Regions from separate parts of the Homo sapiens genome. Here region 2 is linked to region 1. Evidence: read pairs that join two places in POLR2A ChIA-PET (ENCODE). Cell type or tissue: OCI-LY7. All regions are shown on one strand. Links, peaks and the distances in the headings refer to the core of each region. The heading gives the core; the rest is flanking DNA.

Evidence for each region. Peaks named below come from ENCODE experiments on the same cell type or tissue, not always from the same donor. Only the 100,000 strongest peaks of a DNase experiment are listed, where the experiment ranks them.
Region 2: POLR2A ChIA-PET joins it to region 1 with 7 read pairs; 2 of 35 experiments call an interaction of 5 or more read pairs at or near these places.

Annotation. Positions count from the first base shown.
Region 1 is chr7:43,665,943-43,670,338 of GRCh38, reverse strand. The region is part of intron 1 of COA1 (cytochrome c oxidase assembly factor 1); the gene reads left to right. Among named protein-coding and RNA genes, the nearest start is that of COA1, 61 kb to the left of the region's middle. RefSeq lists a silencer at 437-486. In OCI-LY7, for the core only: no CTCF peak of the experiment used is centred there; a DNase peak (open chromatin) is centred at 2,408.
Region 2 is chr7:43,786,716-43,791,111 of GRCh38, reverse strand. BLVRA (biliverdin reductase A) reads right to left here. Exons shown (of 8, transcript NM_000712.4): 3 at 3,087-3,208. Among named protein-coding and RNA genes, the nearest start is that of BLVRA, 30 kb to the right of the region's middle. In OCI-LY7, for the core only: no CTCF peak of the experiment used is centred there; no DNase peak of the experiment used is centred there.

The DNA.
Region 1 (4,396 bases), core at 271-4,270:
TGGGACTACAGGTACCCACCACCACACCCAGTTAATTTTTTTCTGTATTTTTAGTAGAGATCATGTTTCACCATGTTGGCCAGGCTGGTCTTGAACTCCTGATCTCAAGTGATCCTTCTGCCTCGGCCTCCCAAAGTGCTGGGATTACAGGCGTGAACCACTGTGCCTGGCCTGAATGTTTTATACACATCCATTAATATATGCATAAACCTTTAAAATATCCATGTTATTCAGAGCTGTTACAATAGTTTGGAAATAAGAGTGGAATCCTTTATATTTGTGTTACTCTAGGTTACACTTCTTTTTTTATCTAGAATCTCAAGCTAAGTCTCCCTGCTTCAGCCCAGATTTCTATTTGGTACTTAACCTCAGCCAGGGCCCCGCTTTCCTTTCCTTCCTCACTCAAGTAATTTCAGCCCTCATTCTGTCCATAATGAGTCACTGAGCACCTCTCTCATCTGTTTCCGTCAGGGAGTGAACCAATATTTTAAATTTTAACCCAAGAACAGAAACCTGGGCAAGTCCTGGGTAGGGTAAAGTTATTTGATGTGATGGTTTTTTTTTTTTAATTTTTTTTTGGTTTTAAGGAGTGAAAAGTTTAATAGGCAAGAAAGAAGGAAGGAAGAAGAAAACAGCTCCCCTGTACAAAGATAAAGGGAGGGGGCGATTCGAACAAAGAGAAAACCCTGTGTGCGTCAGAAAAGTGGCTGCTTATATGAGGAGGCTAGAGGAGGTGGTGCCTGATTTGCATAGCGCTCAGGGGATTGGTTTGACCAGGCATGTCACTCACGTAGCCCGCGGAAAAAACTGGCCCTCCCACCCTAGCTTTTTAATATGCAAATGCAGGGTGCCATGATGCTCTACACATATGGGGATATGTGGGGGCGGCCGTGTTGCCAGGCACCTGTGAGGCGAGGGGAAGAAGGTGGCAGGAATCACCATGTTTGGGTGGACCCAGTTTCTAATGGCCTGTATTTGCATATCAAAGGTTGCTGACTCGGCTCTAAGAGCTGGGGTTTGCTAGACAAGAAACGTTTCTGGAGCCGCTTTAAAGGAAATGAAAACTTCCCCAAGGACCCCTTTTCCTAGCTGCCTAAAATAATTTCTTAATAAACTCCTATAACATCCCCCCATGTGGAGATGTCACCATAACTGCTCTTAAGGGGTTTTGGGTGATGACTCTTTCTGGCTATTTCCTGCTGAGAAGGGGCATCGAATGGGGAACAGCAGCTAGGGCTTCTCCTGGGGTTGATCTAAGGGTCCTTGGAAGAAAGGTGTGTTCCTGTGTGGTTTAGTTTGCAGCACTATTTGGAGTTTGATTGCTTCTAGGTGAGAGGAAACAATTCAAGTTATAGTATTGAGTATACAGGGTCCAAATATTAATACAAGACATAAGTTCTCTGTCCAATATTTCAGTTAGAAGGTGCTACTCTGTATAACCCTATTGCAAATAGTAGAGTGAGTATAGCAGTTCCCACAAGTGTGGTATAGTAGATAATTTTCATCTAAAATTTTACTTGCCAAGATATTTGGGGATTTATGAAGTTCCTTGGTTTTATTTCCCAAACAAAGAAACCTCAGGGTTATGGGCACCCTACTCACTTTCATTACCTGGCAGAATTTGCAGGATAATTGCCCAGAACCAGCATATTGATCCAGATTTTTATGTTATCCATCCCATTTTGTTTCATCCAAGCTGTAGGAGATCGCCACTTGATTCACAGGAATAAGCAGGGTTAGTCTAAAATGTAGGCAAAAAGCTTAAAAACAATTAGACTAGGATTTAATGACAAATGTATGATAAGCTTTGGAGCACAATTTCTCTCTCCAGTCCTCATTTTTTGTAAAAACAAATTATGATAGGACCGTGTGTGTTGTTTGTAGAATAAATTTTAGTCTTATACTTGGCCTGATTATTTGCATAAAGTGCAGCAAGAGTGGTTATTTCTACATAGGCCTTTTGGATTGGCTTTGATGGAACTCTGTTCCACAGGAATCTCAGATAAGACCTTTAAAGCTGAGCCCAGCCATCCACATGGGTTTGTATCCTCAAATACCTGTGAGTTGGGTGATCTCCTCTTGAGGTCCCAAGATAAACTTGGAGCTGCTGGACCTGTTAGAAAGTGACATTCTTTACTGACGACAGGTTAAGATCTCTGTTCATGGACTGTGTAGACAAGGTATGAGGCCAGTACTCCCCAAGGGGCTTTTATTGGCTCTGCATGTCAAGCTTGATTCCTTAAAGGGAAACACACCCTTTCAGTCAAAGCCTTGGTAAAATAACCAGTTTTACCAATTGTGTCCTGTCGACAAAGAAAAATGGATTCTTATTGCACTGATGGAAACAATTATATTGCTGTAAGTTAAGAGTACTCACAGATAGTTTCCAAATTCTGGAGGAACCAGGCAGAGAAAAAGAAACATGCTCCAAATTTTGTTCACAGGAGCATACCTTATTCAATTATTAAAGGCCATAAATAGTTAAAATAAGTTTCCTGGACTCTGAAAAACAAAACAAGGATCAGCAATATTGCAAGCGAAAGTCAAAAAGGTGGCTTTAACTTTCTGAGTCCAGTCCATTTAATTAGCTCTTGTTTTGCTTGATATTTGTGAACATGTCAGTTCTTTGAGTCCTGTATGTTCTTCCTCTATTCCAGTGTTAACAATCTTCAAGGCTATTAAGAATCTGCATTTGAGAACATCTGTTAAAGTTCTTAATATGGCTTGATTATAAACCGTCTTTTGAGAAGGAACAAAGCAAGACAATTGTCTGTGAATGACAAAATTTCCAGGATACAGTTAAAAACATGTCAGACAAAAGTTTATTTATCTCTGTGGTTTACAATAACTTTACCCTTAATTATGATTGATAGCATATACTTAGACGTTAGAATTTTAGAAATCCCATTCAATTTGGGAACATATATTAGTATTCACCAAAATATAACTTAAAGAAGATTGGAAATATTTTGGCAATCTCATGTGACTAAACATGTCAAATAATCTTTTTTACCTCTTTTCTGAATGTTTCAGGGACCTTCTGAACCATCCAAAAAGCCAGGCATCAGGAAGGACAGTTTTGAAACTTGAAGTTTGATTTTGGGAGGCCTGTTAAATGTTAGAGGTTTAGAACATTTGATGTTATGAAATAGAATTCCAGATTGCCAAATGATGACTCAAAAGGCAAAAACCTTTCATTAGCCTTTACCATGACATGGAAATCCTGTTCAAAGCCAAAGTTTACCCTTGCATTAATTTATTAATGTTAACCCCAATTTGTTTCTATGAAATCTTATAGATCATTGCTTCTAATCATAACCAATTTGACTGGGAGGTGAAATTTTCACAAGCCTTTTATAACCCTTTTACTAAAGGGCAGATTAGTGTCTTAAGACCTGCTTGCCATGGTTTTATTTCAATGTCCAATTTGTGAAAAGACCATATAATACCCTTTTGAGTTTAATTAATATTCACTGTTAACTTTTAGCAACTTTTATTTTTGGTGAAAAATCTGGTTAGTAAGCAGTTTTAATTATATACTTGGTGTGGATCCTAGGACCCAGAGAGAAATGCAGATAAAAGTTTGACTTTTCAGCATCCAGCTCTATATGTCCCAGCCTTACCTATCTGTAAAGCAGGCAGTATACAATCTTGGAATGTTTAGCAAACCTAGTATCTAAGTTGTATGATTTAGACCACCTATTTGCATTTTGACGACACTTGCATTTTACCAATAATTCTTAAGACTGTTTTTATTTCTTGAAGTCATGTGAACTAAAAAATATTTAAGTGCTTATTTTTCTTTAAGCCAATTAGAGCTCTTTTTATAGACATTACACACAACACATATATAGCAACACAAACATATAGAAGATTGAGCCCTTGTTAAGATTTTTCATTTGCCAGTTTCTTAATAGGGTTACTGGCTTTAGGGTGGAGCCCTTAGAGAAACAAGGCCAGGTAGCATGCATTTTTTAGGGCCTAATAAGCAGGTACAGCTGAAGGCAAAGACAGATCCCTAAAATTAAGGGTGCCATTTTATACTGGATCTTGGGTCCGTATAAACAGTGTAGTGCTTCTACCATGCTCTTCATTGCAAGGCAACCCAAAGCCAATTGGCTTATTTTGTAATTAGCCCATGTGATGGTTATTTTTGTGTGTCAGCTTTAGTATAAGTATATAACTTAAAGAAGATTGAACATCTTAAGTGGCTAAAAGATGAGCTAAAAGATGTCCAGATGGCTGGTTAAACACAATTTCTGGAGGTATCTGTGAGGGTATTTTCAGAAGAGATTAGCATTTGAATCAGTAGACTGAAGATCTCCCTCACCAATGAGGTGGGTATCATGCAGCACATTGAGGGTCCCAAAAGAACAAAAAGGCAAAAGAAAGGACA
Region 2 (4,396 bases), core at 142-4,141, 120 kb before region 1:
GCTATTTTCCATTGTGGAGTGAGAAAAATAGCCTCAGAGTTCAAGTCAGGGGATCTGGCATTGAGTGCCAACAGTACCATTCACAGCGTGTATGACCTGGGAGAGTCTTGAATTACTTCATCTCCAAAACAAAAGAAACAGCTGGGCGCGGTGGCTCAAGCCTATAATCCCAGCACTTTGGGAGGCCGAGGTGGGTGGATCACTTGAGGTCAGGAGTTCAAGACCAGCCTGGCCAACATGGTGAAAACCTGTATCTACAAAAAATACAAAAGTTAGCCAAATGTGGTGGTGGGCGCCTGTAATCCCAGCTACCTGGGAGGCTGAGGCAGGAGAATCACTTGAATCCGGGAGATGGAGGTTGCAGTGAGCCGAGATTGCACCACAGCACTCCAGCCTGGGTGACAGAGCAAGACTCCTCAAAAATAAAATAACATAAAAATAAAAGGAACAATCTACTTTTATCTCATGAGAAGTGATCTCTATGGTCACTTCCAGTTCCAAGCACTTGGCCAAACATTGTGACTACCAAACCTAATCCAAATCCAATACGTTAACACATTTAGGGTGCAAACTGGCATGCGACTTCGAGCTACTTTATAGCTAAGCTAACGAAGCCCAGTAGTATGTACGCACACATGTTTGTGTGTGTGTGTGTCTGTGTGTGTGTTTGTGTGTGTGTGTGTGTCTTCCTCCCTCTGGCCGACTGAGCTCATTGGAAGGTGAGGAATTCGTTCTCCATGATTTCTCCTATAATGCCTAGCACATAATAGGCAGTGATAGCCTTGACTAACCAGGAGCAGAAGCAGGAGGGGAACCCAAGGCCTTCTGACTCTTCTAGAGCATGGGGGAGCTGCAGTCTTCGAAGAGCCAAAGCCCCAGCAGTCCGTACACCTCCCAGTGCAGCGGCTGGGGCAGGAGAGTAGCCCTCTAAGGGTGGCAGTCATGGGGGAATGTGGGACAGCTAGCAAGCAGAAGGCCCTCAGCCCGCTCAGAGCTCCAGCTGAGCTGCAGCAGGCAGAAAGCATTCAGGAAAATTTAGCTCCCAAAGAGTATTATGCTAGGTTTCTTTAATGGGGCCACCCAAACTAAATTGCTCAATTTCAGCAATACTTATTGTTTGCCTATTATGTACTAGGCGCTGTAGGAGAAATCATGGAGAACAAATTAAAATCATCGCCTTTCAATGAGCTCAGTCAGCTAGAGGAAGACACACACACACACACACACACACACACGTACATACCACTACCACAAGACTACCAGGAGAAATGTGGTGCTTGGAAGTAGGAGATGGAGACTCAGGGTGGGAAAGGAATACACCAGAAAAGCTTCCTGGGGAGGAGGTAGAACTTAGCAGGTAGGTCAGGAAGGGAAGGGTATGTGAAGAGGGAAACAGTGTGAGTACTGGCAGGGCTGTCATGCAGGGGTGTGACCTGGCCATCCTCCCATACAACCTGGGTAGTGTAGGTGTTCCCACTGAGCTGACCCTGGAAGCCAACTGGCAGAGGACTGGGGCTTAAGGGAAAAGGAAAGGTCCCATTTCAGCCTTGCGCCCAAGTGCTGTGTGTGGTCCCAGCTCCAGATAGGGGTGCGATGGGGGTTACGGTGCTGCCTGATCTTAACTTTGCTCTCCCATTTGTGTGCAGCTCCCTTGGAATCTTATGGGGAGGAGAAGGCTGGCCCAAGGGCAGATTCTAGCACTTCTGGGTCTCCCTGGTGCTTCCAAGCCCATTTTAAATCCTTAAAAGTGGGGCCATGTTTTGAGACAGGCCGGAAGAGGATGGCCCCATGAATGAAAACATGAAAAAATTTCTACATAGACTATCACAATTGTTACTTATGCTTTGTGTAAATATTTATCTGATGTCTCTAAAGCACTAGAAAAAGAGTTGCCTAACTTGCTCACTACCATGTCTTCAGGCCCAGCCCAGTGCCTGCACCTAGTCCAAAATTAATATGGATAAATGATGTTACACAGGATTAGTCTGGTGCCTGTATCTAGTTCACAATTAATATTGACAAATGATGTTATACAGGATTAGTCTGGTGAGTGGTGCGTGTGTGTGTGTGTGTGTACAGGGGTGAGTGGAAAATTTGAGCATGGGGGAAGAAGAAACAAGGTGATAAGTTTGATTTTGACTGGAGATAAATGAATCCTTAAAGAAAAGGGGGAGGCTGGGTGCACTGGCTCACGCCTATAATCTCAGCACTTTGGGAGGCCGAGGCAGGAGGATCACTTGACCCCAGGAGTTTGAGACCAGTCTAGGCAACATAGGGAGACCCTGTCTCTACAAAAAAAAAAAAAAAATTATCCAGGCGTGGTGGTGTGTGTGTCTGTAGTCCCAGCTACTCAGAAGGCTGAGGCAGGAGGACCACTTGAGCTGTGAGGCGGGAGGATCACTTGAGCCCAGACGGTCAAGGCTGCAGTGCGCTGTGATTGCACCATTGCGCTGCAGCTTGGGTGACAGAGTGAGACTCTGTCTCAAAAAAAATAATAATAATAATAAAAGTGAGGCTCAAAATTACCAATGGCAAAAGAACACATGGTGTTTAAAAGATGGGCTTTGGAAACAGACTTCTGCTCAACTTCAGTTCTTAGACTTTCCAGCTGTGTGACCTCAGGCAGATTACTTAACCTTTCTGTGGTTCAGCCTCCTTATCTGTAAACTGGGGGGTTAATAACACTACGCAGAAGGAAATATCACATGTAGAGCCCAGGACCACCTAGGATGGCTGTCATGATGACTATGTCAGGATTCCCCGGTGCACACCGAAAGCCTTTCAGGCCAAAGCCCCATGCATGTGTTTTCTGTGCCCCTTCTCTAACTGTCAGCCTTGAGCTCACCCTCCTGCCTCTGTCTTCCAGTCTCCCAGGCCAACCTACTGTGCATCCCAGCTGCAGGCCCAGCAAGCTTCAGTTCCCAGACCCATCCCAACCTGAGATCTTATGGGGCTGACCCTAAGCACAGTTCTCAGTTGGGAGATGGCTCTCCCTGCCCTGGGTCTGGAAAATCTCCATGTCCTGCAGCTAATCCGCCTCACTGGGCTTTCCATGAATTATGAAGCACAAAGACATTGTGAGCCACCTCGACACGAAGCCAATCAGGTTCAGGAACGCTGAGGAAGGGTGTGGATTCCGCAAGTCCCTCATCCGCACGGAGCCGGCTCGGCCAACACCAACCACCACCACGCCAAACTTCCTCTCGGGCTGAAACACAAGGGACCAAGGTGGAGTCTGAAAACACTGTAGGCATCGAGCAGAAAACTACAAAACAAAGGAGCTGGCAGGGTCCCGACGAGCAAGATGGAAGCCAGCCCAAAACACACAGGAAGCCACAGCATCAGGATGGGATGAGACAGTCCCCGAAATGGGGGCTTGGAGAGAAGTCAGTCCCGCCAAAACCTGTTCTTGAAGGTGCTCCACCATGTCTTTAGGTTGAAAACCTTCCGAGTACCCACAGAAAGTGTTCCCCCAATTTGGCTCTCCACTTCTACTGCCCCATCTCCAATAATGAGGGAGCTTTCCCCATTAACCCAGACCCAGCCCATGGCCTGGTACTTCTGCCCTCCCTGGGTCCCTCCTCCAGTGGACACATGAATCTGATACTACTGGGAGTCATTCAGAGGGCACAGCTTCTTCATCAGATGCTGGCAGAGGAGGCAAATGGGCAAACCATGATTGGTCACCTTACTCAGCGTGGGATCCAGAGGCTTTGACTCTTCACTACAGCCTTCTGAGTTCCACATTTAAGATACTGCAGTATCTTAAATATTATTTAAGTGCACTGCTGGAGGCTGTATGTGAACAGTATTACAGTGAAAAATCAAACTGACTTTTAAGTTATACAGCAACTCAGTATAATAAAAACTGATAAAATTTATCTCCATGCACTGGGCACGGTGGCTCACGCCTGTAATCCCAGCACTTTGGGAGGCCGAGGCAGGTGGATCACTTGAGGTCAGGAGTTCCAGACCAGCCTGGCCAACATGGAGAAACCTCGTCTCTACTAAAAATACAAAAATTAGCTGGGCCTGTTGGCAGGCGCCTGTAATCCCAGCTACTTAGGAGGCCGAGGCAGGAGAATTGCTTGAACCTGGGAGGCGGAGATTGCAGTGACCCAAGATAGCGCCACTGCACTCCAGCCTGGGTGACAGAGTGAGACTCTATCTCAAAAAAAAAAAAATTATCTCCATGCATCCCTTAAACTCACTTCTTGGATGCCTCTGAGCATAGAAACATGAATGTCATCTCAGATTTGCCCCTTTTCTTCACCTCTGTACCCAGTTGTCACCACTTCCCACTGACTCTGCCCCTCTTCCTGTGCCCACTGCTCTTGTCTTCTCCTTCCAGGATTTCTTCCAAATGTTTGGGGATTTGCCAAATGTTTTTCTATTA